Linked DNA regions of Homo sapiens: region 1 is linked to region 2. Evidence: chromatin loops called from intact Hi-C (ENCODE). Cell type or tissue: ascending aorta. All regions are shown on one strand. Links, peaks and the distances in the headings refer to the core of each region. The heading gives the core; the rest is flanking DNA. Region 1 holds the start of JUNB (JunB proto-oncogene, AP-1 transcription factor subunit). Region 2 holds the start of CNN1 (calponin 1).

What was found. Peaks named below come from ENCODE experiments on the same cell type or tissue, not always from the same donor. Only the 100,000 strongest peaks of a DNase experiment are listed, where the experiment ranks them.
Region 1: it touches region 2 in a loop (3-fold over the local background); 2 of 110 quality-filtered maps call a loop at or near these places.

Annotation. Positions count from the first base shown.
Region 1 is chr19:12,778,074-12,792,169 of GRCh38, reverse strand. It overlaps JUNB (JunB proto-oncogene, AP-1 transcription factor subunit), which reads right to left and starts at 684. Exons shown (of 1, transcript NM_002229.3): 1 at 1-684. The coding sequence starts at 398. It overlaps MIR5684 (microRNA 5684), which reads right to left and starts at 5,042; the gene lies at 4,978-5,042. It also overlaps a transcript of HOOK2 not described here. RefSeq lists silencers at 366-945, 1,806-2,575, 9,270-9,779, 9,810-9,859, cis regulatory regions at 425-979, 1,819-2,339, 7,199-7,719, 8,999-9,879, 12,439-13,039 and enhancers at 710-1,321, 1,622-2,121, 3,026-3,595, 6,900-7,019, 13,234-13,283. In ascending aorta, for the core only: a CTCF peak has its summit at 9,707; DNase peaks (open chromatin) are centred at 5,679, 9,159, 9,739, 12,949 and 5 weaker places; H3K4me3 peaks cover 4,232 bases; H3K27ac peaks cover 7,671 bases.
Region 2 is chr19:11,527,005-11,542,202 of GRCh38, reverse strand. It overlaps CNN1 (calponin 1), which reads right to left and starts at 3,352. Exons shown (of 7, transcript NM_001299.6): 1 at 3,213-3,352; 2 at 1,006-1,127. The coding sequence starts at 3,275. ECSIT (ECSIT signaling integrator) reads left to right here and starts at 13,069. Exons shown (of 8, transcript NM_016581.5): 1 at 13,069-13,141. RefSeq lists enhancers at 543-662, 3,436-4,381 and silencers at 2,327-2,376, 5,805-6,174, 6,185-6,254. In ascending aorta, for the core only: a CTCF peak has its summit at 5,972 (motif pointing left); DNase peaks (open chromatin) are centred at 2,172, 3,462, 6,042, 7,032 and 3 weaker places; H3K4me3 peaks cover 4,059 bases; H3K27ac peaks cover 6,793 bases.

The DNA of each region.
Region 1 (14,096 bases), core at 5,236-13,235, 1.2 Mb before region 2:
TCCTGCTCCTCGGTGACGCCGCCCCCTGCGCCCCCTGCACCTCCACCGCTGCCACCCCCGCGGGGGTAAAAGTACTGTCCCGGGGGTGTAGGCGTCGTCGTGATCACGCCGTTGCTGTTGGGGACAATCAGGCGTTCCAGCTCCGAAGAGGCGAGCTTGAGAGACGCGCCGGTGTCCGAGCCCTGACCAGAAAAGTAGCTGCCGCCACCGCCGCCCTCTGGGCCGGGTCCGCGAGCCCCAGGCGCTTTGAGACTCCGGTAGGGGTCGGCCAGGTTGACCGCCAGGCTCGGTTTCAGGAGTTTGTAGTCGTGTAGAGAGAGGCCACCAGGGGCCCGGCCGTATCCCGTAGCTGTGTATGAGTCGTCGTGGTAGAAGGGCTGTTCCATTTTAGTGCACATCCGGGCGGCCCAGGCGGTCTGGGGAGGGTCCCTGCGGGGCCGCTCCGGGCCTCGCTGCAGCGAGCGGCGAGCTCTCCGCTGCGGTGACCGGACTGGGTGCCTGGTCGCGCGTTCTCGGGGGCTGGCGCGGGCGGGTAGCAGCCAGCCGGCAGCTGTGCGCAAAAGCCCTGTCAGGCTTCCCGAGCCCCCGTCGCCCTCTCTGGCGCGATAGCTTTCCTGGCGTCGTTTCCCCCAGCTCCCAGCTCCCTGCTGGCTCCGAGGCTGGCCTGGCCGCTCTCAAGGTCCCAGCCGCTCAGCCTGAGCCACACGCCTTTATACCGCGCTAGTCAGCCACGGAAGTGCGCTCCGATTGGCCGTCGCCGGAGCCGGGCCCCCGCGCCCCCCTCCTCGAGCGTGGGGAAGGGGAGGAGGCGGCTCGCGTCACTGTCAGGAAGCGCGTGTCCTTGTAAACAGCGGCCACGGGCCGGGTGGCTCGGCGGGGCTGCAGGGGGAGGGGCTCAAAGGACCTCGGGGTACGCATGGAAGGAGGTGCTGGGGGGCCCAGGCACATGAGTGAGGGGTTTCAGGGAGGAGGATGATTTCCCTGGAGTCCACTGGGACAAATACCAGGACCTGGTACGCAGCAAGTGGGGTGAGGGTCCCAGTATGTGCGAAGAAACCCCTGAGGTACCCAGAATACGAGAGGGGTAGGAGGACTGACAATCCATTGGGAGACCCCAAAAAGCAGAAATGAGGGTTAAGCACTGTAAATCGGGAGGGTTAAGGAGACACCTGACCCAGGAATTGACTGGGGGTCCCGGGCTCAGAAGGATGCGGGACTGGAATTTTCACAGGACGGAGGAGGGGAGAGATCAAAAGGGGTGAGTGGGTGGAGCTGCATGACCCATTAAATTGCAAGAAATGAGTAGGGGTCCAGGAGCTCATGGGAGCTGAGTCCAGAGTCTGAGGCTCTCCCGTAAGCGGGAAGGAGGCATTAGGGGAAGTCTAGATATGCAGAAAGCTAGTAAGCGGCCTGGGGTACACTGAGGCAGGTAAAATATGCCAGGTAGAAGATGGAGACATGTCTGCCAGAAATTGGGGACCACTGGGGTCATCTGCTAGCCCGGATGAAGGAGAGAGTTAGAAGGGGCCGGACACATCTTCGGAGCAGAGAAGACAATAAGAGGGTACTCAGTTGACATGTGAGGAGGGGGCCTTGAGGGTCCCGCGCACCAGGACTGCTGGATCTTCCACGACTGCTGCTCCCCCTCGATGGTAACCTCTTAGTCATCTGTATTCTCTGTCCCCCATCCTAAAACCCTCCCCTATTGACCCTGGGCTTTGCCCAACACCGTGTCGGCTCCTAGAGCCTGGACCCAGCCCGACGGCTGGGGCGCGGTCGCCCAACCCCACTCCCTTCCTTAGAAACAGGCTGGGGAAAGAGCGCAGAGGCAGGAAGTGTGGCAACAGCCCCGGGGGAAGGAGCCCGGCCCTGTCTCCGTCACTCGGATCCTACGGGACCGTGCGCCCCGCCCTGGGTCCCGCCGCATCCTGCGCCTCGGAAGAGGAACCTGGGCGTGCGAGCCCCCGCGGAGGCCCGGGTGCTTGGAGCCCGCCCAGCCGCGGCAGCCTCCAGCCACCATCCTCTCCCCTCAAGCAATGGTTCCGCCCGCGGTGCCTGCAGGGGACCGCGGAGGCAGGCGGCTTGGGGAGTGTTCCATTGGCCCGACGGCGGGGGACGCAGCCGAGGAGCGGGGCCTGGTCGCCATGGCAACAGGCGGGAGTCCGCGGGCAGGACTGAGCGCGGGCCGGCCCCCGAAGTCTCTCCCCGCCGCCCATATTAGGGCACAGGAAGAGGTGGGACCAGCGCTGTCCTGGGGCCCCGAGCCAGAAGCGGGGAACCCGACTATCTGCCAGGTCCCAGGGCGCGCCTGGGCCCCCAGACTGCTAGTCCCGACCAGCCCCGACCGCCGCCCCCGGGGCCCCCACGGCCGCCTGGCCCGGCCCCGCCCCACCCCGCCGCTTTGGGGCTGCGTCCTGCCAGGCCCGGCCTGGCCCAACCCAGCCCGGCAGGTCCCCGCCTGCCCGCGGGCCTGGGTCGGACTTCGCCCCCGGCCCGACGGGGCGCGGAGAGGGCGGGCCGATGCCTCGAGGCGCCCCCGGCGCCTGGGCGGGCTGGAACGGCGGCTGCCTCCTCCCTCGGGTGGGGTGCCCTTCCCTTCTGCCAGGAGATCTGGAGCTCCGTCCCCAACACCCCCCACTCACTCATGTGAGTCAGGGGCCCCACTCTCGTTTTAGTCTGCAGGTCCCATCCTACTATCATCCAGAATACCTAGAGGGAGCCCCCCTCCTTCCCTAGAGTAGCTCTGTCATCTGAGAGCTTCCCTCCCCGAGTCAGAGAAGACCTGAAAATCTAAGGGGAGAATATGAGGGAACCCAGAGCCCCTTCCCGGGAAGGGCTGCGGCGAGGTGCAGACGGTCAGGCTTCCAGTTAGACTTAAGGTGGGACTTCCGAGCAGTTAGTGTGTGAACCCACTAGACCAAGAGGTGAGAAGCCTAGTGTCTCTGTCTCTGTCTCTGTCTCTCTCTCTCTCTCTTTGTCTCTCTCTCTCTCTCTCAGCTTCCCAGGCCTCTGTCTTCTGGAGGATGAAGAGAGCCTCTCTCTTCTTTAGGGTAGAAAGAGGCTAAGGGATAGGGGTTAAACAGCCATTCCGGGGCAGCCTAGATCTCACCAAGTGTGGGAAAGAGAAGGAAAACGAAAGAGGCGAAAAAGAAACTGAGCTATGTGGGGGCAGGGGGAAGTCCAGCAGTGCAGTGGCCTTGCTGGAGGAAGGTCCCAGCAGAAGCTGGGGGCGTCCCGTCCTTGGAGGGTCCCTGTGACCCCTAAATGCCCCCTCCCTTCTTCCCCTTGCTTGAATGGCTCCCCTCCCCCTCCCCAGGCTCAAGGGAGATTCCGGAGGCCTGTGAGTCTGGCAGGCACACTGCCAGGCCTGTGTCTCCCGCCCAGGCTAATAACTGCAGCTGACATCTGGCTGGGCCCCGCGGGGGCGCAGCGGGCAGCGTTGGGGGGTTGGGCAGGGCAGGGCAGGCCAGAGGGCAGCACCTTGGGAAGCTAACTTGCAGGTCCCAAAAGCCAGGAGGCCACAGTAATTCAGCCCTGGCCAGGGCTGAGGCTGGCCATGCCAGAGGGAGTCCTAGAGAGAGGTGAGGCCATCCCAGACAGAGTCCATCCCAGGAGGAGGGCAAGGAACAGTGGGTGTATGGGGGCAGGGGCGCAGGGCAGGGAGAGATGCCCAGAGAGACAAATGGGTTCAAGGTTAGTGTCACGCAGACAGTGAGACTCAGAAACACTTAAGATAGATAGGCTGAGAAATAATAATTATTATTTTAATAGCCAACACTTACATGGCTCTTACTGTGGGCTAGGCACTCTTCTAAGTGGTTAACATAAAATAAGTCATCGACTGCTTCCAACAATCCAGCAAAATGCATGTTATTTGTATCCCCATGTAACAGATGAGAAACTGAGCCACAGGAGATTAAGGAACTTGTCTGGTGTCCAACAGCTAGAAGCACTAGAGTTGAGATATAATCCAAGCTGTCTGGCTTCAGAGCATTAGCCACTGTGTTGTGAATAATGACAACCAGAGAAGCATGTATGCAGTACCAGCTGCAGGCCGTCTCATGAAGGGCCTCTTTTTTTGGTGTTTTGTTTGTTTGTTTGTTTGTTTGTTTTTTGAGATGGAGTCTTGCTCTGTCGCCCAGGCTGGAGTGCAATGGCATGATGTTGGCTCACTGCAACCTCCGCCTCCTGGGTTCAAGCGATTCTCCTGCCTCAGCCTCCTGAGTAGCTGGGATTACAGGCGCATGCCACCATGCCCAGCTAATTTTTGTATTTTTAGTACAGACGGGGTTTCACCATATTGGTCAGGCTGGTCTCGAACTCCTGACCTTGTGATCAGCCCGCCTGAGTCTCCCAAAGTACTGAGATTACAGGCGTGGGCCACCATGCCCGGCCCTTTTTTTGTTTTTTTAAAGAGAACCTCACTTTGGCCAAACACAGTGGCTCACGTCTATAATCTCAGCACTTTGGGAGGCCGAGGGGGAGGATCACTTGAGCCCAGGAGTTTTTTTTTATTGTTTGTTTTGTTTTGTTTTTTTGAGACAAAATATCACTCTGTCGCCCAGGGTGGAGTGCAGTGGCACAATATCAGCTCACTACAACCTCCACCTCCCAGGTTCAAGCTATTCTTCTGCCTCAGCCTCCCGAATAGTTGGGATTACAGGCGCATGCCACCACGCCAGGCTAATTTTTTGTATTTTTAGTAGAGATGGGGTTTCACCATGTTGGCCAAGCCGGTCTCGAACTCCTGACCTGAAGTTATCTGCCCGCCTCAGCCTCCCAAAGTGCTGGGATTACAGGCATGATCTACCTCGCCCAGCCCTAGCCCAGAAATTTTTGAGACCAGCCTGGGGAACACAGCAAGACCCCCATCTCTACAAAAAAATTTAAAAATTAGCTGAGGTCAGGAGGGTGTGCCTGTAGTTCCAGCTACTCCGAAGGCTGAGGCAGGAGGATCACATGAGCCATGATCTTGACACTGGACTCCAGCCTGGGCAACAAAACAAGACCATCTCACTCTGTTGCTCAGGCTAGAGTTCAGCTACACAATCATAGCTCGCTGCAGCCCTGAACTCCTGGGTAAAAGCGATCCTCCTGCCTCAGCCTCCAGAGTAACTGGGACTACAAGCACACCACAACTGCTAAGTTTTATTTTTTTATATTTTATTGAGACAGGGTCTCATTCTGTTGCCTAGGCTGGTCTGGAAGTCCTGGCCCTAAGGGATCCTCCCACCTGGGCCTCCCAAAGTGCTGGGATTACAGGTGTGAGCCACCGCACCCCACTGAGGGTCTCCTTTAATTGGGGGAGAAATGTGGTGGGGCACAGACAGAGGGGCACGGGTCTCTGTGGACAGGCCAGCATGTGGGAGTAGGGTTCCTCCAAACACTCTGCATGGGTGTTTGAGCACGGGGTGGAGATTGGGCCAGACAGGGAGGGCGGGGGCCCAGCCAAGCTGGTACAGCCGGTTCCAGGCCTCTGCCAGTGTCACCCTTGTGGCCTGGGCACCACCCCCTCAAGCCGCCCCACTGGCGCCAGGCCGGCCCCACGAGGAGGGTGGGAGAACAGCCCCCTCCCCCAACTGGCCTGAGCGTCCAGACTGGCAGCTGGGTACTGCCCAGGCCCTGGGCTCCAGACCAGCACCTGGCTAAGAAGTCCCTGCGCAGGCTTCCCCAGTGCCCCAGGGCCTGGGGCCTAGGGCACAGGATAAGGAGGAAGTTCACCCACCCCCACCCACAAGTGTCTTCGGGGCTTTTGGTCTTGGCACGAGGGACTTCTCCTTCTTATAAATAGCCCGGTGACCCCCCTCCCTGCTGGCCCCACTGACCAGTGGGGCCCTCACTAGGAAACTGGGCTGGGGGCTGCCTGTGAGTCAGCCAGTGGGCAGGCCAGGGCGAGAACCCACAAATCGCAGCACACAGCACCCAGCCTCCCTCCCGTGTCCCTGCCCCTGGGTGTGGATCTGAGGCCCGGCAGGAGCCCTCCCCCAGGAACTCCTGGCCTACCAGCCGCCTCCCTCTCCCACCTCTGTGGTTTGGGGGTCCTTTGCCCCCTCTCCTGGAGAGGAAGCTGCTAGGTTTTCTTGGAAGCAGGAAGGAGAGTCTCTCTCTTTCTCTCTCTCCAGGCTGACATGGTTGGGCATGAGGGGAGTTTCTCAGGAAGCTGCTTCCATCCCTGCCACTGCTGGTGAAGCCTTGGGGGACCTGGGCATCACCAAGACCCTGGGTGACCTCTTTATAGCAGGCCCCCACCCCAGCAGGAGCAGAGGCTGCTGAGCTAGGCCTCCTAGGGGAAGTGGCAAAAGCAAAGAGGGAGGGAAGTGGGGGTGATGTTTGGAGAGAGGAAGTGCCAGGATCTCTGTGGGGCAGAGACAGACTGGGGTGTCCAGTGCCCCCACAGAACCTTGGCAAGGTCCAGGGGGCAAGCGTGTGACTGGCCTATAGGGTGCATGTGAGAGTGTGTGCTGGTCCAACCCTGACACCCAGGCCTGAGAGACAGGAGTAGCCCTCTGCCCGCTTCTGTGCCCAGCCCTGGATGCAAAGGTCTATGTAGGGCTTATCTGTGTAGAGTTCTGTTCCACTCTGTGTGTGTGTGAGCTCTATAGGATGGGTTGCACATGGTCTAGATGTATGTACGTGTAGGTTGTTTCAAAGTTCCTATGGCTAACTTGTGTCGGTGTGTATGTGTGTTTGTGTGTGTGGTCTGTGGCTGGTCTGTATGTGTGTATATGATCTGTTTGTGTGTGTGTAAAAGAGGTCTGTGGCTGGTCTGTGTGTATACGATCTGTAATGTGCATTTGTGTGTGTGTGAAAAAGAGGTCTGTGGCTGGTCTGTATGTATGTGTGTATACGATCTGGTGTGTGTGTGTGTGTGTGAAAAAGAGGTCTGTGGCTGGTTTGTGTTTGGTGTGTGTGTGTGGTCTCTGTGTGTGAGGTCTGTGGCTTGTTTCCATGTGTGTGTTCTGTGGCTGATCTGTATGTTGCCTGTTACTGATCTCCGTTTGTATGTGTGCATGTGTGTGTGTGCAAACAGGTTTTGTCATGGTCTTTCTGTGCCGATGTGTTTATGAATGTCCCACTGTGGCCTGTCTGTGCCTCTCTGCACTGGGTGTGACTGTCTGGCCAGACCATGTCTGTGAATGTGTCAGTCTGCCCAGATCTACCCAATCTGTTGCCAGGTCCCACATGTGTGTGTTCCTGGTGAGATGGTGTGTACCTCTAAGGCTTCGGCTTGGTGTCCCTGGGAGCATCTCTGATGTGTGTGCAACAGTGGTGGGCCAGGGTGCCAGGGACTCTCTGCCATACTGTGAACACATCATCTCTGTCCCTAGGTTTGTCTCTCTTGTCTTGTCTCTATCTTCTGAGTTGGAGATCTGGGGTGTGTGTGTGTTGCCTTCTCTTGCGTGTCAGGATCTGATAGTGCATGCCTGTGTCTGCATATCTCTCGTGTGGCTCTCGGGGTGCTGGTGCTGAAAGTGACTGTCTCTCCTATCAGCATGCACATGTTGCCTGCTTGTCTCACATATAGTTCACTCTGTGTCTGTCTTGCCCCTATGTTTCTAGCCTATTGTGTTTGTCTCCATGTGTGTCACACGCCATTGTGTCTGCCTTGCTGTGTGCCTCTCACCTGAATGTCAGTCTCTGTGTGTTTGTGTCTATCATGCTTATGTGCTGGGTTGATTTATCCCCGCCGCACACGGCCTGCCTGCGTATTTTTGACCAGTGGATGCGTTCATGTGTTTGACGGTGTGTGTCTCTTGCTTGAGGGTCTGGTCTGTCACTGTGTCCATGTGTGACAGTCATTGCTGGATCATCTTACCCAGCTGTATGTCTGACCCTGTCTGTGTGTCCCTGGCTGGCAGTCTCTCTGTGGCCAAGGTGACAGGGGTTTGTGTGTCTGGACTGGCTCTCTCGGGGTGACTGTGTGTACATTCCTACAGCCCCCCGCCCGCCCCCTGTCTGGTCACCCTGGGCCATGTTTACTCTGCCCCCAGTCAATGTCTGCCCTGCCCCGGGAGGGGCTGACCCTCCTCCGTCTGTCCAGCCAGCAGTCCACAGGATGTTCCCGAGACACAGTCTCCATCCGACGTCCCCTCCCTCGGGCCACCCGCGGGTCAGGACCCAGGCGTCCAGGGCGGCGGGGGTGGGGCTGCAGCGTGGGGGGGCCCTCTCAGGGCACTGGAATGAGGGTGGGGGGCGGGGAGGTGACGGGCCCAACAGGTTGTGCCTCATTCCTGCCCCGCCTCTCACTTCCTGGGTGCCTGCCTCGGGCAGGGGGTGGACAAGATGAACCCCATGGCCTTAGAGTGTCTGGGTGGGGCATGGCCTGCCCGGCAAGGACTCGCTTCTGCTGGGCACCCTGACACCCAGGCCTGAGAAACAGGAGGAGCCCTCTTCTGGCTCCCGTGCTCAACCCTGGATGCAGAGTTTCCCATCTATTATTCACCTAATCCCCACAACAACCCAACAAGCTGGACATAATGATCCCTCATTTTCAGATGGGGAAACTGAGGTCCAGGCAGCAATGAGGGCAGAGACAGGATTTGAACCCAGCTCTATATGCTACCCAAGACCCCCAGCCAGCTCACCAAGCGCCATCCTCCCCTCTCTAAAAATGGTACATGTGGGGTGGAGTATGCACCCAGGCCCCCAGGAGGCCAGGCTCGAGGGGGGCGCCGGCTTGCTCTGAGTCAAAATGGGCCCCTGGATGAAATGAATAAGAAAACGGCTTTAACCGTTTCATCGCCGCGACGGGCTCTGCCAAAACTTCCTGTGGGCTGGGAGGAGGGGTTGGGGGCTGGGTTCCCGGAGGTTTGCAGGGGTGGGGGTGGGGGGTCTACCAATTCAGAGGCGGAGTTGGGGGGGGCGCCTCTGGCTTGCTAAGGGGAGTCGCTGGCCCTCGGATGCTCGCTGGTGGGGGAGGCCTTCCCCGCGGAGAGCGAAGTCCCCAGAACTTGGTTCTCGGCCCCACTGTCTGTAGGGGTCCCAGACTCCGCAGCCCCCTCCCCAGGGGCCTGAGTCACACGCGGGGAAAGCCGGGAGGGGTGAGTCACGGGGGCGGAGAAGCGGGAGCGAGGCCAGCTGCGGCCAGGGGACCCCCGGGCTGGCCTGAGTCACGCACGCCCGGGCGACGCTGACCCCAGCCCCCTTCTCCCGGGATCACGAGCGGGAAGCGCATTGTCAGTAGACTAGGCAGCTGGAGGAAAAGCAGGATGGCTGGGCGGGGAAAGGAAACACGCGCCTGGCTACGCGGGAAGCTCTGGTTCCCATGGCAACTGGGGGGGGGGTCTCAGCTCCATGGGAAAGGTCCCTCCCCCAACAGGGACTGCCCTCCCGTCAGGCGCTGGGGAAGCCCCCGGGCGCTCGGTCGAGGGGCCACAAGTTTCGGATCGGGCAGGAAGGGGTTAACGGAGGCCCCCTCCCGGGTTTCACCGGCGCCCCAAGGTCCCGGCCGGGGCGGGGCTGGTCCTGCCCTGCGCGCCTCCGCTCGCCCAGCCCCCGCCACCGCCCACGCACGCGCGCACGCAGCCAGTGCAGAGCTCCCGCCCTTCCACCCCCCGCGCTTGCACGCACGACCGCGTCGGGTTCCACGCACGCAGCGACCCCCGTCGTGTCTCACGTCACGCACGACGCACGCGCCCCCGCAACGCGGGGAGGGCGCCTCCCGGAGGGGAACGGCGGGGCGGGAGGCCCTCTGCGCACATCACTGCGTCCGCGCAGCCTGCTGTCCTCTGTGACTTTGACTCCCACTTCCCGCCCCCTACACACAAAGTCACAAACAAACTCCCCGACCCACAGTGTCACACGGACGCAGGATACACCTGCCACATCTTGGCACCAACCCATTCTAGTCCAGCCAGCCTCGCAGCGAACACGGACACACGTGGATGGAGACGCAGACAATCACACAGGCACGTCAGTCACATAGCGTTTGTGATAGGGACGCAAACAGAGCCATATTCATACATAGGTAGGTGGCAGATACATCCTGATAAAGCAACCCCATCCAGCAAAATAGGACGGGCGCAGTGGCTCAGGCCTGTAATCTCAGAATTTTGAGAGGCCAAGGCCAGAGGATCGCTTGAGGCCAGTAGTTCAAGACCAGCCTGGGCAACATAGCAAGACCCCTGTCTCTACAAAAATATTTTTTCTTAATGAGCTGGGCATGGTGGTGCATGCCTATAGTCGTGTCTATAGTCCCAGGTATGTGGGGGTTGAGGCGAGAGGATCACTTGAGGCCAGGAATTCAAGGCTGCACTGAGCAGCGATTGTGCCACTGCACTCCAGCCTGGGCGACACAGGAGACCCCGTCTCAAAAGAAAAAAAAAAAACAGGAACAGGGAGGGACACAGTTTTGCACACCAGGGCTTGTTTTGTCACACAGCCACACTTCTTCCATGGTGATTGTGGTGGCACAGAGATACATACAGACACATAAGATAGTCATGCCATCGCATGACCCCTGTTACCACAAATAGGGGGCACGAAATGGGATACAGTCACAGAGACAAGACCACGTACAGGGACACTCAAAACGTCAAGTGGACGGCCGGGCGCGATGGCTTACGCCTGTAATCCCAGCACTTTGGGAGGCCAAGGCGGGCGGATCAGGAGGTCTGGAGATCGAGACCATCCTGGCTAACACACTGAAACCCCGTCTCTACTAAAAATACAAAAAATTAGCCAGGCGTAGTGGCGGGCGCCTGTGGTCCCAGCTACTGGGGAGGCTGAGGCAGGAGAATGGCGTGAACCCGGGAGGCGGAGCTTGCAGTGAGCTGAGATGGCGCCACTGCATTCCAGACTGGGCGACAGAGCGAGACTCTGTCTCTTTTTCTTTTTCGTTATTTATTTTTTTTATATTTTATTTTTTTAGACGGAGTCTTGCTCTGTCGCCCAGGCTGGAGTGCAGTGGCATGATCTTGGCTCACTGCAAGCTCTGCCTCCCGGGTTCACGCCATTCTCCTGCCTCAGCCTCCCGAGTAGCTGGGACCACAGGCGCCCGCCACCATGCCCGGCTAATTTTTTTGTAGTTTTAGTAGAGACGGGGTTTCACCGTGTTAGCCAGGATGGTCTCGATCTCCTGAACTCCTGATCCGCCCACCTCGGCCTCCCAAAGTGCTGGGATTACCTGCGTGAGCCACCGCGCCCAGCCTTCTTTTTCTTTATTTTTATATTTATTATTATTATTATTTTTTGAGACGGAGTCTCGCTCTGTCACCCAGGCTGGAGTGCAGTGGAGCCATCTCCGCTCACTGCAAGCTCCGCCTCCCGGGTTCACGCCATTCTCCTGCCTCAGCCTCCCCAGTAGCTGGGACTACAGGCGCCCGCCACTACGCCCGGCTAATTTTTTGTATTTTTGGTAGAGACGGGGTTTCACTGTGTTAGCCAGGATGGTCTCGATCTCCTGACCTCCTGATCCGCCCACCTCGGCCTTCCAAAGTGCTGGGATTACAGGCGTGAGCCACCGTGCCCGGCCGAGACTCTGTCTCAAAAAAAAAAAAAAAAAAAAAAAAAAAAAGGCCGGGCGCGGTGGTTCACGCCTGTAATCCAGCACTTTGGGAGGCCGAGGTGGGCGGATCATGAGGTCAGGAGATCGAGACCATCCTGGCTAACACGGTGAAACCTCGTCTCTACTAAAAATACAAAAAATTAGCCACACCTGGTGGCGGGCGCCTGTAGTCCCAGCTACTTGGGAGGCTGAGGCAGGAGAATGGTGTGAACCCGGGAGGCGGAGCTTGCAGTGAACCGAGATCGCTCCACTGCACTCCAGCCTGGGTGACAGAGTGAGACTCCGTCTCAAAAAAAGAAAAAGAAAAAAAGAATGACACAGATATAGACCCAAAGTGAGGTCCCATATAGACGTATATAGTAGACACAGACACACAACACATGAAGATGCAATTGGAGTGAGAGAGCCCCACCCAAACTCTGCCTGGACCATACAGAGATACACAGGGGCACACACTAGAGGTTCCCTAGTCACCCTAAAATCTGGATGGGTTTTTTTGGTTGTTGTTGTTTTTGAGATGGAGTCTTGCTTTGTTACCTAGGCTAGAGTGTAATGGCGCGTTCTCGGCTCACTGCAATCTCTGCCTCCCAGGTTCAAGCAATTCTCTTGCCTCAACCTCCTGAGTAGCTGGGATTACAGGCGCTCACCACCACGCCTGGCTGATTATTGTATTATTAGTAGAGACAGGGTTTCACTATGTTGGCCAGGCTGGTCTTGAACCCCTGACCTCAAGTGATCTGTCTGCCTTGACCTCCCAAAGTGCTGGGATTACTGGCGCGAGCCACCAAGCCCGGCCCCAACCTGGATGTTACGGACAAGGATGTTACCGACAAGGATGTTACAAATTTCCCCTCCCCCAGTCCCCGAAACCAGCCCTCCCCCCCATCAAATCAGGCACAGCCTGTTGCACAAACTCGAAGGCCTTATGACACAATGGATGCAGGACACATGCCCGTGTACACACAGTCACAGATCCTCCATCTCACACCTACAAAGACCAGCACATTTGGCCAGGCGCCGTGGCTCACGCCTGAAATCCCAGCACTTTAGGAGGCAGAGGCAGGAGGATTACTTGAAGTCAGGAGGTCGAGACCATCCTGGGCAACATAGCAAAACCCTTTCTCTCAAAAACACAAAAAAACCTAGCACATTTCACATGGACTCAGACACACACAGACACAGGGAGGGGGGACTGGCTAGGAGTTCCTGGCAGGATGTCAATATCTGGGCTGTAGGGGGCCTGCCAGAGTCCTCCATGGTGATGATGCATGGAGTCCACCCAGTGGCTGTGGTCAGCCAGGGGAGTGGCAGAGGGGCACTGTTCTCCAGTTGTGGGACTGAGGGTCCCCTTCTCAGCCCTGATGAAGACTGGATCCCTGCCCAGATGTGAACGCTGGAGGGGGCAGGCCGGGGTCCAGCTGTGGCCACAGGGAGGGGTTGAGTCAGCCGCTTCCCAGCAGTACAACCTAGGCTGGGCCCAGCTGTTCCTGGAAACCAGTAGAGGGGGTGGGCTCCCCAATCCAGCTGGGGGCTGCTGGCCCAGACCTGCACACCAGGGCTCTGTGTCCCTACAAATGGCGGCCTTCAGACCATCCCCCAAAACGTTGGGGGCTCTCTTTACCTAAAACAGGGGTTTGGATCCTTCTTCCAAAATGTGGAGGGTTTTTCAGCCCCTCTTGCTGAATTAAAGGTGCCTGGATCTCCGCACAGCGGGGCTCCCTGTGTTTCAAAACAGAGATTGCTGCTGTCTTCCCCGCCGACATAGAAGCTCACTGCTTTTCCCCAAATGTGGGACTCCCTGCCGCCGCAAAATGGAGGGTTATGCTCCTCCCCCAAATTGAGCACACCCAGATTTTCCTTAAGTCTGGGGACTCCTGGCTCCCCGAACATCTGGGACGCCCACAACATCACGCCAACATTAGCACAATTTAAGTCAATTTGCCTAAATATTTGGATTTCCAGATTTCCCCTAAACATCAAAATCCCTGCGACCCCCGCCCTAATGTGGTGATCTCAGCATGTCCAGCCACCCATGCTTGTAACAGCTGTGGTTCCTGGCTCACCTCCCATTGCTACCTGGGAACGGGGTGGCCCTGTTTCCCTGTATTGGCAGCACCCTCTCCTCTGGTGAATGCGAGGTCGGGGAGCCAACGGCAGCTGTTCCCACGACCGCCGGAAGACAGCCCAGTCCGGAAGCCAGCGCTGCCGGCCCTTGTCCCCTTCCCCCACTATCCTCTCCACCCGCTCCCAGGGGCTGGAGTCTGGAAAACCACGCGGGAGGAGGTTGTGGGGATATGGACGAGCATCCGAGGCCCCCGGGTGCGTACGGCTGCGCATGAGTGGGCTGTAATCGGGTGTCTGGGGGTGAGTGACTGCGTTCGTGCGATGCGCGCGGGGAGCAGCTGTCACTTTGCCCACCCTGCTCCGGGGCAAGGTCTCTGGCGCCAGGATCTTCTGGGTGGGTGGGAGCAGCGCCCCTCCCCTCCGATCTGGGCCCGCCCCCAATGCAGAGCCCGCCCCTCCCTCTGGGTACAGCTAATAACCTCTAATTAGTGCACATTACCCCGCCCGTCTACCGGGGAGGGGTTGC
Region 2 (15,198 bases), core at 1,336-9,335:
GAAGAAGAAGAAGAAGGTCGGGCGAGGTGGCTCATGCCTGTAATCCCAGCAATTTGGGAGGCCGAGGCAGGTGGATCACTTGAGGTCAGGAGTTTGAGACCAGCCCGGTCAACATGGTGAAACACTGTCTCTACTAAAAAAAAAAAAAAAAAATACAAAAATTAGCCAGGCGTGGTGGCATGTGCCTGCAATCCCAGCACTTTGGGAGGCCAAGGCAGGTGGATCACTTGAAGTCAGGAGTTCAAGACCAGCCTAGTCAACATGGTGAAACTCCATCTCTACTGAAAAAAAAAAAAAAAAAACAAAAATTAACCGGGCATGGTGGCACGTGCCTGTAATCCCAGCACTTTGGGAGGCTGAGGTAGGTGGATCAATTGAGGTCAGGAGTTCGTAACCATCCTGGCCAACATGGTGAAACCCCATCTCTACTTTAAAAAAATACAAAAATTAGCCAGGCATGGTGGTGCGTGCCTGTAATCCCAGCTATTGGGGAGGCTGAGGCAGGAGAATCACTTAAACCCTGGAGGCGGAGGTTGCAGTGAGCCGAGATTGTGTCTCTGCACTGCAGCCTGGGCAACAGAACAAGACTGTATCTCAAAAAAACAAAAAGAAAACAGAAAGAAAACCAGGGCCTCCTTTAATTATTGCTGCACATCTCTCCTCACATCACCAAGCCAGCCATGAACAGCTGTTGGCTGCTGCCTTTTAGCTGTGACCGCTCTTTCTGGGGACTCTGGCGGCCACAGATGGGCCTACCCTATATAGCATGGTGGTTAAGATTCTAGAGTCATTTCCCTTGAAACCACGTGGGACTTGGTGCAATGCATTTCACCTGAGCCTCAGTTTTCTGTGCCTGTTAAATGGGCACAATGATTACTGGCCACCCCAAAGGTATCCAATAGAAAGTGTTCAACTCAGTTCCAGGATCATGGTTGTTTTGGGGGTTGAGGGGCTGCATGGAGTTGGGGGATGTTGCAGGGTCTCGGCTTCGAGAGCCTCACTCACTCGCAAAGAATGATGCCATCTTTGAGGCCGTCCATGAAGTTGTTGCCGATGCGACGGCCTGTCACCCCCTCGATCCACTCTCTCAGCTCCTGCTCCCGCTGGTGGTCATACTTCTGGGCCAGCTGGGGCGAGGGGAGGGCAGGGGGCACAGAGAAAGGGGTGAGGATGCATTGGGGGCAGCCTGGGCTCCCTGGGTCCTGTCTGAACTTCCTAGAGCCTGATCTCCCTCGTCCTTCCCAACTAAGGCAATTTTGCCCCAGATCCATAGTTGGGGGATGGGGGCTGGGGCGGGCTGAGAGCCAGGGCTGAGGTGGCACCTGCCCAGGGGGCCATTCCGGGCATTCTGAGGTTTGGCACCAGGGAATGTAGATGAGGGGTGGGGTGTGGGGAGCTGGATCCTCTGAGCTAGAGGGGTGGCACCCGGCACCCTGGTTTTTCGCCCAGGCCAAACTTGGGGCTTCTCTTCCTCTAGCCCTGCCCCCTCTGTGCCCCCTGTTGGAAGAGAGGGCACCTCAGGAAGGGAAGAAGGATGTCTAAGGAGGTGTCCCTGGGTGCTGGCTTGCAGAGGAGTGCTGGTCATACATCTCTGTCTCTCCGTGTCCCCCAGGTCTTCAGCTCCAGGGCTCTGTCTCTGGTTAGTGGTGGGGGCTTGTCTCTGTCTTAGCCCCCACCCCTTGCACGTCTGTATGTCTCTCTCCCTCTTATCCCCCCGACTCCTCTGTCTCTCTCTTCCCCAGCGCTGTCTTTTCTTGGCCCAGTCTTGGGTCCCCATCTCTCTAGGTGGCTAGTCCCTGTCTGGCCAGGGGTAGGGCTCCTGGGTCTTGTATATCTGCCTCTCTAGGTCTTTCTCTGTCTCCAGGTTTCCTGCCTGGGGTGGGGGTGGTGGGGCTCTGTCTCCTCTCCCTGCCCCTCCATCCTTGTCTAGGTCTTATCTCGCTCCTGGCTCGCCCTCCCCCGTCTGTCCCTAGGGTGTCTCAGGCTCCCAGTATCTCTGTCTGCCTCTCCCCCCACCTCCCTGCTTTTCCCTCTCTCCACTGTCCCCCCCCTCCCCCACTCCACTCCCATTTCTCCAGAACCCTCCGCCCAAGCCCAGCCAGGCTCCCAGCCCCTAGGGGACCGGGCTGCCTCTTCTTCTCCCGGGTGAGTGGGGGGAGGTGGGAGGGGCGGCCCCCTCACCTGGCCCTGGCCCTGCCGCCCCCCACGCCACCAGCCCGGCTTTATAAAGCAAACCGGCCCTTATATAGCGTGGCCCGGGCTCCCCGAGGCCGCCTTATAAGGCGCGGCGTCTCTGCGCGGCTCTGCGCGGCTCTGGGGCCGGCGCTGGGGGGGAGGAGGGCGGCGCTGGGATCTGTCTCTCGCCCGAGGACCCGCCCCCCACCAGCCCCCTCCTCCAGCCCCGAGATCCCTCGACCCAGGTTCCAACCCAGTCCCCCACTTCCTCACCATGGGACCCTGGGAAAAGCCACCCTGAGCCTCAGTGTTCCCCTCTGTCAAATGGGGCAGGAACTCCTCCCTCGGCAATACTGTTGGGGCGATTCCAGTGGGCTGGAAACTTAAAGTTCTCCAGCTGGGAGAAGCTGAGCCCATCCTGGTGTATGGGGGGTGAGTCCAGGGTCCGAGCGCTGTACCTGCTTTACCTGGGACCCCAGCTATTTGCCTCTCCTCTCCGAACCTCAGTTTACCCAACCATAGCATGAAGGTGGTGTCCAGGTATCTTCCTAGCTCCACAGTCAGGAGACCCCTGCCGCACTTCTGATGCCCGCTTCCTGCCTTTCACCGTCCCCCTCTGTCTTCAGGATCTCCCACACTTTCACGGCGTCACTTCCCAGGTACCCCAGCACTCAAGCGCTCCCCAATTTCTTTGTCAGGCCGGGGGATATGGAAAAATCAACAAGTCTTCCCCCTATGTTGTTCCCCCCAAGAACACGAAGGGTTAACAGAAGACTGATCAGGTGGGTATCTTTGCAATGGACTGACCCCCTCTGTTTATGTGTGGCTGTGTGCCCCCCCATTCCAGCCCCAACCATAGCTGGGGGCTCCGGGATGTTCAGGGGGAGACAGGCAGCCCCTATCCCATATCACTCCCTTTTCCCCTCTCAGTTTCCAAGTCACATAGGATAGGCAGGAGGGGGTTCAAGGGACCCCAAGCTCAGGGCTCTGGCCTGGCAGGACGTGTGGGCCAGGCCAGGGAGGCCCTCCAGCCCTACCTTGTTCTTAACCTCGGCTGACAGCCCGTAGGCAGGGCCTCGGTTGAAGTGAGCAGAGGACATGCTGGCCGGTGGGCTCTGGCGGGGGCAGTGGCGGCACTGACGCTGAGAACAGAGGCAGCGGCTGAAGTTCCGTCTGCACACTCTTCCCTCCTCACATGTTTTTGAAGCTCCGGAGGCGACCCGGGTCTCTTCCAGGGCCGTTCCATTGGCTGTAGGGGCCTGCCAAGGGGCGGGGCACCTCCCCCCACAACCTCAGCTGCCTTCCCCTCCCCTTGTGATGTCAGGCCCTTGGTATTGGGAGCTGATTGTGTCATTGTTTCCACCTAGGGGGGCAGCCTGCGTTATTCTGGGGGGGCTTGGTCAGACAGAGACCAGCCTTCTTCCACCCACCCCTCCCACTGTCCATTGGGCCTCTGGCTGGGTCTGAGTCTCTTTGTCTCTGAGGTCATCTCTCTTTATCTCTCTGGAGTCTTGAAGCAGGACTGACACCCAAGGTAGTTTAGTGAGCACCATCCCGGGTTTATCTCCAGATACCAACAGTCTATAGCCTTAGGTAAGCCCCTTCTCCTCTCTGGGCCTCTATGGCCACATCTGTAAAATGGGCTAACGATAGTGCCTGCCTCATGGGAGAGTTGTAAAGATCAGAAGAATATGCCTGTTACATGCCCAGCACAGTGCCCGGCACAGCAGAGGGACTCGGGCCATAGCAGTCTTTTTAAGGCAAGGTTTCACTCTGTCCCCTCGGCTGGAGTGCAGTGGCACAATCACAGCTCACTGCAGCCTTGACCTCCCAGGCTCAAGTGATCCTCCCATCTCAGCCCATCCAAGTAGTTAGAATTGCAGACTTGTGCCACCAACCTGGCTAATTTTATTTTATTTTTTTAGAGATGGGGTCTCGCTATGTTGCCCGGGGTCTCGCTATGTTGCCCAGGCTGGTCTCAAATTTCTGGGCTCAAGCAATCTGCCCGCCTTGGCCTCCCAAAACGCTGGGATTTACAGGCATGAGTCACCATGCCCAGCCTATAGCATTCTTTATGCTGAGGGTCCAGCACCCCAGTTCTGTCTCCTCCAGCCCCTCATAAGGACCTGGGGGAGAAGAGATCCTGGGTCTCACCCTCCCCATCCACTTGTGTGTCACCTGAACTACAGGGTGACTTTGTTGGCAAGTCCCAGGCCGTGAACTGTGTCCCTGTCAAACAGCCCTACCCAGCCAGATCTCACCCCTGGACCACAGGGGTGGATGCTATGCCCACATCATGCCCCACATGGCAAGGCCATGTTTGTGACACTTGGATGACATGTCTGCAACCTGCCACACACTAATGATATGTTGAGGATATGCAGTTTATCGGTCACATGCTAATGGCATGGCTGCAATATGCCACAGACTACAGCCCTTATGTCAGGCCATGTTCCAACTCTGTACATATATCCATTCAATTCTCATGACGCCCTCAGAGATGGACACTGTTATTATTATTATTATTATTATTATTATTATTATTTGGAGACAGAGTCTCTATTCCCCAGGCTGGAGTGCAGTGATGCTATCTCGGCTCACTGCAACCTCCACCTCCTGGGTTCAAGCGATTCTCCTGCCTCAGCCTCCCAAGTAGCTGGGATGACAGGTGTCTGCCACCACGACTGGCTATTTTTTGTATTTTTAGTAGAGACGGGGTTTTGCCATGTTAGCCAGGCTGGTCTCGAACTCCTGACCTCAGTTGATCTGCCCACCTCGGCCTTGCAAAGTGCTGGGATTACAGGCGTGAGCCACCGTGCCCAGCTGACACTGTTATTATTAATACAAGTACTTTGCTTTACAGGTGGGGAAACTGAGGCACGGGGGCTTGGAATCACTTTTTCAGCGTCACACAGCAGGCCAGGGGCAGAGGAGAATTTGAGACCATGCTCCATGAACCTCAACTATGAGGCTAAGGTGGGGTTTCTCAACCTCCACACTGTTGACAGCTGAGGCTGGATAATTCTTCATGGTTGGGGGGCTGCCTTGGGCATTCATTGTAAGACTTCAAGCAGCATGCCTGGCCTCTACCTGCTACATGCCAGTAGCACTCTCTTAGTCCTAATAAACAGAAATGTTGAGGCACTGCGGCAGGACCCTGTAGTCCCAGCTACTAAGGAGGCTGAGGTGGGAGGATCCCTTGAGCCCAGGAGTTTGAGAACCATCTGGCCAAGATAGCAAGACCATGGTCTCTAAAAAAGAAAAATTAAAAGAAGAAATGTCTACACACATTGCCAATGTCCCATGATTGGGGTCGGGGTGGAAGCAGATCACCCCTGTTTGCCAACCACTGAGCTAAGGCAATGTGCTAGTTGATGGCATGTCATGATATGTTGAACATACACGAAAATACATAAAATACGAGGCCAAGGCGGGAGGATCGCTTGAGCCCTGGAGTTCGAGACCCGAGACCAGCTTAGGCAACATAGCGAGACCCCGTCTCTATTTAAAAAAAAAAAAAAGAAAAAATAGAAAGTACATAAAATGAGCTAACAATTAGCACCTGCTACGTACTAAGAGCTTTGAGCCTGTTAACTCATTCCTCACGACAGCCTTATGAGGTGGGTCTATACGAGGCACAGAGAGGTGACGCCGAATGGCCGGGTCACACAGCTCGAGGGTGGCAGGGGCGGGATTCGAACGCGCAGATTCCTGGATCCCTCCCAAACTGAGCGGCCCTCGGGGGCCGCAGTTCGCTACTGCGCATGTGAGGACCTGCAGCCGGCGCCCCCTGGCGGCCCGGGAGGGGCGGGGGCGGGACCTGGCGAGGTCCAGGCGGCGGTGACGTCACGCGATGACTCACTCGGCCCCGCCCCCCGGCCCGCGGCCTCTTGGCCATTTATAGAATCTGCACGGACTCTGAAGTCACGGCCCAGGCACGACGGGGGCGGGGTGGGGGAGCTCTTGGCGTGCCCCCCAACGGGGCAGCCCCGGGTACCCCCAGGGGGCAGCCCTTTCGGGGACTGCCTTGTCCCTCTGATTGTAGTAGGTCTGTGTCTCTGTATCTCCGTCTCTGGGTCGCTGAGCCTTTTTCTGTCTCTGCCTTTGTCTCTGTGTCTCTGTTTCTGTGCCTGGTCTTTGAGTCATTCTGTTTCTCTTCATGTCGCTGTCGCTGTATTGTCCGTCTCTCTTCGCGTCTCTGTCTGGTAGATGGGGGTAGAGGCATTAGAGGGGGCTGATCCCATATCGAGGCCCCAATCCCAGTAGACACCCGAGTGTCATCCCTTATTCGCTCCTTTCTGGCATTTTCCAGGCTCTAGCCCCTCTGTGCCTCAGTTTACCATCTAAATGAGAAGTGTAGGATCTTGTAAGAGGCACGGTTTCCCGAAGGGTCTAGGACAGTCATTGTAGGAAAGCCATGCCTCTCCTCAACTTCAGGGGACCCCCTAAAACCTTCCTGATGCTCAGAACCATTTAAAACTCACACTTGGCCGGGCGTGGTTTCTCACGCCTGTAATCCCAGCACTTTGAGAGGCCAAGGCGGGTGGATCACCTGAGGTCAGTAGTTCAAGACCAGCCTGACCAACATGGTGAAACCCCGTGTCTACTAAAAATACAAAATTAGCCGGGCATGGTGGTACATGCCTGTAATCCCAGCTACTCGGGAGGCTGAGGCAGGAGAATTGCTTGAACCCGGCATGTCAGGCAGAGGTTGCAGTGAGCCAAGATCACACCACTGCACTCCAGCCTGGGCCACGGGAGTGAGACTCTGACTCAAAAAATGTAAAAATAAAAATAAAACCCACACTCACACGTGTTTGTCTGTGTGTTTTGGGGAAAGTCAAAGCCCTGCTCTGCACCGGCCTATCTTGGCATCCTGCTCTGCAAGCTCCCTCCTCACGAAGCTTTCCTATCCAGAAATCTGGCAGAGGCTCTTGTTCCTAAAGGCTTCTGTTATGGGAACACTCACTCCATGCCAGCCACAATCTCTTTTAATCCTCACCATCACCTTCTGAGGGTAGAAACTCATAGGTCCATTTTATAGATGGGAAACTCAAGGTTCAGAGAAGCCAAGCCACCCTCCCAGGTAACACTGTTTGTACCTTTTCTTCCAAGTCCCTCCAGATGTGCTGTTTCTTCTTCTTCTTCTCCCTCTTCTTCTTCTTCTTCTTTCTTCTTTCTTCTTTCTTCTCCTTCTCCTTCTCCTTCTTTCTTCTTTCTTCTTTCTTTTCTTCCTCTTCCTCTTCCGCTGCTGCTGCTGCTCCTTCTCCTTCTCCTTCTTCTTCCTCTTCTTCTTCCTCTTCCTCTTTTTCTTCTTGTTCTCCTTCTTCTTCCTCTTCTTCTGCTGCTGCTTCTCCTCCTCCTCCTTCTTCTTCTTTCTTCTTTCTTCCTTCTCCTCCTCCTTCTCCTTCTTCCCCTTCTCCCTTCTCTCTTCTCCCTTCTCCTTATTTCTTCTTCTTCTTCTCCTTTTTTTTTTTTTTTTGAGTCAGAGTATCGCTCTGTCGCTCAGGTTGGAGTGGCATGATCTCGGTTCACTGCAACCTCCACCTCCTGGTTTCAAGCAATTCTGGAGCCTCAGCCTCCCAAGTAGCTGGGATTACAGGCACCCGCTACCACGCTGGGCTACAGATGTGTTTCTTGAGTCCCCAAACATGTTCCCACCTCAGGGTCTTTACAATAGCAGTTCCTGCCACCTGGAACACATTTCTGCAAGATGCCTGCATGGCCTCTCCCCAACTTCATTCAGTCTCTGCTCTAATATCACCTCTCAGAGAGGCCTTCCCTGACCACCTGCTGTAAAATAATAGCATCTCTCACCCCCAGACTGACTGTGAGTGGGTGGACAGGGAGGGAGCTGTTCACTTATAGTCTGGGTGCAGTGGCTCGTGTCTGTAATTCCAGCACTTTGGGAGGCCAAGATGGGCAGATTGTTTGAGGCCAGCAGTTCAAGACCAGCCTGGGAGACATGGCAGGGCCCTGCCTCTACAAAAAAAAAAAAAAGAGAGAGAGCTTTTTAAAAAAGTGCATTTTGGGAGGGCAAGGCAGGAGGATTGCTTGAGCCCAGGAGTTGGAGGCTACAGTGAGCTATGATCATGACACTGCTTATTTTTTTTTTTTTTTTTTTTTTTACAGAATCTCACTCTGTCACCCAGGCCGGAGTACAGTGGCATGATCTCAGCTCACTGCAACTTCCACCTCCCAGGTTCAAGCAATTATCCTGCCTCAGCCTCCTGAGTAGCTGGGATTACAGGTGCCCACCACCATACCGGGCTAATTTTTGTATTTTTAGTAGAGATGGGGTTTCACCATGTTGGCCAGACTGGTCTCGAACTACTGACCTCAGGTAATCTGCTTGCCTTGGCCTCCCAAAGTGCTGGGATTACAGGCATGAGCCACTGTGTCCAGCCATGCCATTGCATTTTAGTTTGGGTGAAAAATAAATAAATAAGAAAAGAAAAGAATGCTTGACGGCCGGGTGTGGTGGCTCACGCCTGTAATCCCAGCACTTTGGGAGGCCAAGGCAGGCGGATCACGAGGTCAGGAGATCGAGACCATCCTGGCCAACATGGTGAAACCCTGTCTCTACTAAAAATACAAAAAATTAGCCGGGCGTGGTGGCGGGCGCCTGTAGTCCCAGCTACTTGGGAGGCTGAGGCAGGAGAATGGCGTCAAGCTGTGGGGCAGAGCTTGCAGTGAGCTGAGATCGTGCCACTGCATTCCAGCCTGGGCGACAGAGCGAGACTCTGTCTCAAAAAAATAAATAAATAAATAAATAAATAAATAAATAAATAAAAGAATGCTTGACAACATGTAACGCAGAGGAGGCTGTGGGAACATTGTTGATGAGTGTGGGCAATTTGTTGATAGTTTCCCAAATGACAAATGTCCTTACCTTCTGAACAAGTATATCCTCTATTTTAGAATATTCCTCAGAAGTACAAGTGTAGGTGTGAAGAATGACATATGTACAGGAACATTTATTGCAGTGGCCTTGTCATAATAAATCACTATAAATCCCATCAACCTGGGACAAGGGAGATAGACAAAGTTGAAGTTAAAACATATAGCATGTTGTTTCAACTAAATGAAGACACTGTAGCGCTGTGGTTAAGAGTGGGGACTCCAGCTGGGTGCAGTGACTCACGCCTGTAATCCCAACACTTTGGGAGGCTGAGGCGGGTGAATCACCTGAGGTCAGGAGTTCAAGACCACCCTGGCCAACATGGTAAAACCCCATCTCTACAAAAACTACAAAAATTAGCTGGGCGTAATGGTGGGAGCCTATAATCCCAGCTACATGGGAGGCTGAGGCAGGGGGTTTCACCATGTTGGTCAGGCTGGTCTTGAACTCCTGACCTTGTGATCTGTCTGCCTCGGCCTCCCAAAGTGCTGGGATTACAGGTGTGAGCCACCGCATCCGGCCCATTGCGTTTCTTTCTTTCTGTCTGTCTGTCTGTCTGTCTGTCTGTCTGTCTATCTATCTATCTATCTATCTATCTATCTATCTATCTTAGAGATGAGGTCTCACTATGATGCCCAGGCTGGACTTGAACTCCTGGGTTCAAGTGATCCTCCTGCCTCAGCCTCCTAAATAGCTAGAACTACAGTGCCACTGTGCCTGGCCCTCATTGCATTTAATTGTCATATCTCCATACATTCCTACAGTCTATAATAGTCCCTGGGTCTTTCAGGACCTTGACACTTTTGAAGAGTGCTGGTCAGTTATTTTGTAGACTGTCTTCGAGTTTGGTTTGTCTTGAATAAACTGAGGTGTTTGCATTACCAGGAAGAATACCAGAGAGGTGATGATGTATCCTTCTAAGTGTGTCATACCAAGGGCTTCATGATATCACCATGACTCATTGCTGGTGATATAAATGTTGGTCCCTTGGTTAAGGTGGTGTCTGCTAGGATCTTTCACTGTGAAGCTACTACTTTTTATAGGGTTCTTTCTGGGACTGTAATGTTAAAGATTCTGCACCAGGGCCTCACATATGGTGTTCTGTGTTAATACATACAGTACATAAAATATGTACATTCTTGGTTTTTTTGTTGTTGTTTGTCTGTTTGTTTTTTTGAGATGGAGTCTTGCTCTGTCGCCCAGGCTGGAGTGCAGTGGTGCAGTCTCGGCTCACTGCAAGCTCCGCCTCCCGGGTTCACACCATTCTCCTGCCTCAGCCTCCCGAGTAGCTGGGACTACAGGCGCCCACCACCACGCCTGGCTAATTTTTTGTATTTTTTTTAGTAGAGACTGGATTTCACCTTGTTAGGCTGGATGGTCTTGATCTCCTGACCTCGTGATCCACCCGCCTCGGCTTCCCAAAGTGGTGGGATTACAGGCGTGAGCCACCGCGCACGGCCTGTACCTACTTGTTTTTAAAAGACTACTGGCCTGGTGTGGTGGCACATGCCTATAATCCCAGCACTTTAGGAGGCCAAGATGGGTGGATCGCAGTACCCCAGGAGTTTGAGACAAGCCTTGGTAACATATTAAGATCCCATCTCTATTTTAAAATAATAATAATAGGCCGGGCATGGTGGCTCATGCCTGTAATCCCAGCATTTTGGGAGGCCGAGGCTGGCAGATCACGGGGTCAGGAGATCAGACCATCCTGGAGAACACAGTGAAACCCCGTCTCTACTAAAAATACAAAAAAATTAGCTGGGCATGGTGGCGGGCGCCTGCAGTCCCAGCAACTGGGGAGGCTGAGGCAGGAGAATGGCGTGAGCCCAGGAGGCGGAGTTTGCAGTGAGCCGAGATCGTGCCACTGCACTCCAGCCTGGGCGACAGAGCAAGACTCTGTCTCAAAAAATAAATAAATAAATAAATAATAATAATGACTGGGCACGGTGGCTAATGCCTGTAATTCTGACACTTTGGGAGGCTGAAGCGGGAGGACTGCTTGAGCCCAGGAGTTGGAGACCAGCCTAGGCAACATGGTGAAACTCCATCTCTACTAAAAATACAAAAATTAGCCGGGTATGGTGGCATGCGCCTGTAGTCCCAGCTACTCGGGAGGCTGAGGCAGGAGAATTGCTTGAATGTGGGAAGCGGAGGTTGCAATTAGCTGAGATTGCACCACTGCACTGCAACCTGGGCGACAGAGCCAGACTCCGTCTCCAAAAATAAAATAAAATAAAATAAAATAAAATATTAAAAGACTAGTTCTGGAAGGATAAATAAGAAAACAAAAGCCATGACCACCTCAAGAGAAGGACACCAATAACTCTGAAGGCCACAGCCAGGTCAGCGACCCCATCATCTTACCCACTCCCCAGCTAAGCAGAGCTGACTCTGCTTGCTTGTAGCTGCGGGAGCCTGGCAGAGGGCAGTAGCGCTCCCAGCCGCTGCCCACGTGCCTGTCAACTTGCCAGAGAGGAGTGCTCCAGCCAAGCAGCTGATTGGCTACAGGTTTTCTCAGATTGCCCAATCACAAGAGTTCTGATGAGGTGGATGTCCTGCGGCTGCGCAGAGTCCTTGAGGCATCCTAAGGGTAGGTTCTTGCATCCTAGTCTCCATGCCAGCTCACTGCGCCACAGAGGCTGAGGGACTGCAGAAATGGGCTTATGAGGGCAGATAGCCTTCCTTCCCGGGGGACACTGTTATTGCCAATAGCCCATTTTATGTGCTTATCCACCTTAGTTATTAACAGCCTAAATCTGGTGCTTTCTGGGGGAGACCAGGAGCCCCCATTACTCAATCTCACCTCGTTTTATCCCATTTCCTCCAAAGACTCCACTCCGACCACACAGAGTCTTTGCTGTTGTTCCCAGTGCCAAAAGCGTTCCCCAGATATCCAGATGGCTCACTCACTTCCTCCGGCCTTTACTCAAAGGACACCTCACTGAGGCCTTCCTATTTATTTATTTACTGAGACGGAGTCTCACTCTGTCGCCCAGGCTGGAGTGCAGTGGTGCTATATCGGCTCGCTGCAACCTCCACCTCCTGGGTTCAAGCAATTCTCGTGCCTCAGCCTCCCGAGTAGCTGGGATCACAGGAGCACGCCACCACGCCCCACTAATTTTTATTTATTTATTTATTTTTTGAGACAGAGTCTCGCTCTGTTGCTGAGGCTGGAGTGCAGTGGTGTTATCCTGGCTCACTGCAACCTCCGTCTCCCGGGTTCAAGCGATTCTCCTGCCTCAACCTCCCGAGAAGCTGGGATTACAGGCACCCACCACCATGCCCTGCTAACTTTGTATTTTTAGTAGAGACGGGGTTTCATCATGTTGGCCAGGCTGGTCTCGAACTCCTGACCTCAGGTGATCCGCAGGCCTCGGCCTCCCAAAGTGTTGGGATTACAGGCGTGAGCCACCGCGCCCTGCCCTATTTATTTATTATTACTATTTTTAGAAACAGGGTCTCACTCTGTTGCCCAGGCTGGAGTGCAGGGGTGCAATCATGGCTCGCTGTAGCCTCGACCTCCAGGGCTCAAGCGATCCTCCCGTTTCAGCCTCCCGAATAGCTGGGACTATGAGCATGCGCCATCATGCCCAGTTAATTTTTAAATTTTTTGTAGATAAGGGGGTCTCGCTATGTTGCCCAGGCTGGTCTCGAACTTCTGGCCTCCCAAAGTGCTGGGATTACAGGCATGAGCCACCGTACCGGCCCCCTTTCACTTTTTGTTTTTTTTTAATTCATTTTCTCATTTCAGCCGCTGGGGCCTGCGACTGGATTCATAGACTATGACTCCCAAGTCCAGCCTCCCGGGCCATTTCAAGGTTCCCAGGTCTGGAGTGCGTCTTGCCTCATTAGAGGCTGGGCCTGGCTCGTTATGAGGCGGGTCCCAGATCCTTCCGCCTTCCTATTGGCCCACCTCGCGTTGTGGGCGGGACCTATTACACCAGCTTTCTTGATTTGCTACCTCCCTGGAGCTCCCTGACCCGGACGCTCTCTGGGCCAATATGGCAGCGCCCAGCAACAAGACAGAGCTGGCCTGGAGTCCGCGGCTGGCCGCGTGAGTAGGTAGGTCGCGCGCGGGTAGGCGAACGCGAACTGCTGGGCTGCAGGCGGGCCCTTCAGGACCCGGCAGCGCGAGAGGGCAGCCCTGGAGGGACCCAGCTGCAGGGCCAGGGCGCCATGACCTTTCGTAGTGGGGGCGGGGACGCGCTGGGAAAGGCCGCCTGTCTTGTGCCAGCCGCCTCACGCCCCCAGTCTCCCATTTTGCAGATGACCTCGCGAGAGGTCACGCCGCAAGTCGGCAACCGGGCAGGATTTGGAATCCGCGTCTGCCTTTTTCCCCCAAGAGACCCAGAATCCTGGCAGCCGGTTTCAAAGCTGTTGTACGTACACCATACCTCGGGGTTCAGATTTATAGGTGTTTTTTTGAAATTGAGGCTTGTTTCCGTTCAGTTGTTACTCGTTAGGCATCTGTCATATACCAGGCACTGTCCTTGGTGCTGGAGACACAGCAATGAGGAAGATAGATAAAAATCTCTCATCTCCTGGGGGAACCAGACTTTGAACAAATTAGAAATAAACGAAACAGGTGATTTCAGATACTGATAAGTTACTAAAAATGCGTTAATGGTGTCGGGAATTTCGCTTGAGCCCAGGAGTTTCGAGACCAGCCTTGGCAACATAGCAAGACCCTGTTCTCTACAAAAAATTATCTGGGCGTAGTGGTGCACGCCTGTAGTCCTAGCTACTCGGGAAGCTGAGGTGGGAGGATTGCTTGAGCCCAGGAGGTTGAGGCTGTAGTGAGCCGTGATTGTGCCACTGCACCCCAGCCTGGGCAACAGAGCAGGACCCTGTCTCCGAAACAAAAATTAATAGGGTGATGAGGGCTTTTAGAATGTGGGGAATGGGAGATGGTCAAAGAAGACCTTTCATTGAAATGACCAGAGACAGCTGTGGGCAGATCTGGAGGAAGAAAGCTCTAGACAGAGAGAAAAGCAAGTACAAAGGTTCTGAGATGGGATAAACTTAGTTTCTTTCAGAAACAGTGTAGCTGAAGCTGCCAGTGGTAGGAGTTGAGTTTAGAGGGGTAGACCCTATCTGATTTTATTTATTTATTTTTATTTTTTAGAGACAGGATCTCACTTGTTCGTCAAGCCTGGAGTGCAGTGGTGCAGTGCACTCCATAGCTCACTGCAGCCTCAAACTCCATGGCTCAAGTGATTCTCCTGCCTCAGCTTTCCCAGTAGCTGGAACTACAGGTGCACACCACCAGGTCCAGCTAATTTTTTAAAATAATTTTTGTAAAGATCGTGTCCTGCTATGTTGTCCAGGCTGGTCTTGAACTCCTGGGCTCAAGCGATCCTCCCCACTTGGACTTCCAAAGCACTAGGATTATAGGCATGAGCCACTGCTCCCTGGCTATTTATTTATTTTTAGAGACAGGATCTCAGTATGTTGCCCAGGCTAGAGTGCAGTGGCTATTCACAAGTGCAGTCATGGTTCACTGCAACCTCTAACTACTGACCTTAAAGGATCCTCCAGCCTCAGTCTCCTGAGTACCTGAGATGACAGGCATTCACCACCATGCCTGGATAATTCTTAATTTTTTTGTAGAGATGGGGTCTCTCTATGTTGCCCAGGCTGGTCTTGAATCCCTGGGCTCAAGTGATCCTCCTACCTTGGTCTCCCAAAGTGTTGGGATTACAGGCATGAGCCAGTGTGCCCAGTCTCTGATTTTAAGTGTGATATGCCGTTAGCGATTTTAGGCAGAAATCACTAATTTTAGTTGATTTATTTATTTATTTAGCGATGGAATCTCGCTCTGTCGCCCAGACTGGGGTGCAGTGGCACAATCTTGGCTCATTGCAACCTCCACCTCCCAGGTTCAAGTGATTCTCCTGCCTCAGGCTCCCGAATAGCTGGGATTACAGGTGCCTGCCACCACACCTGGCTAATTTTTGTATTTTTAGTACAGACGGGCTTTCACCATCTCGGCCAGGCTGGTCTTGAACTGACCTTGTGATCCACCTGCTTCAGCCTCCCAAAGTGCTGGGATTACAGGCGTGAGCCACAGCGCCTGGCCTAATTTTAGTTTAAAAGCTCCCTCTGGCTGGGTGTGGTGG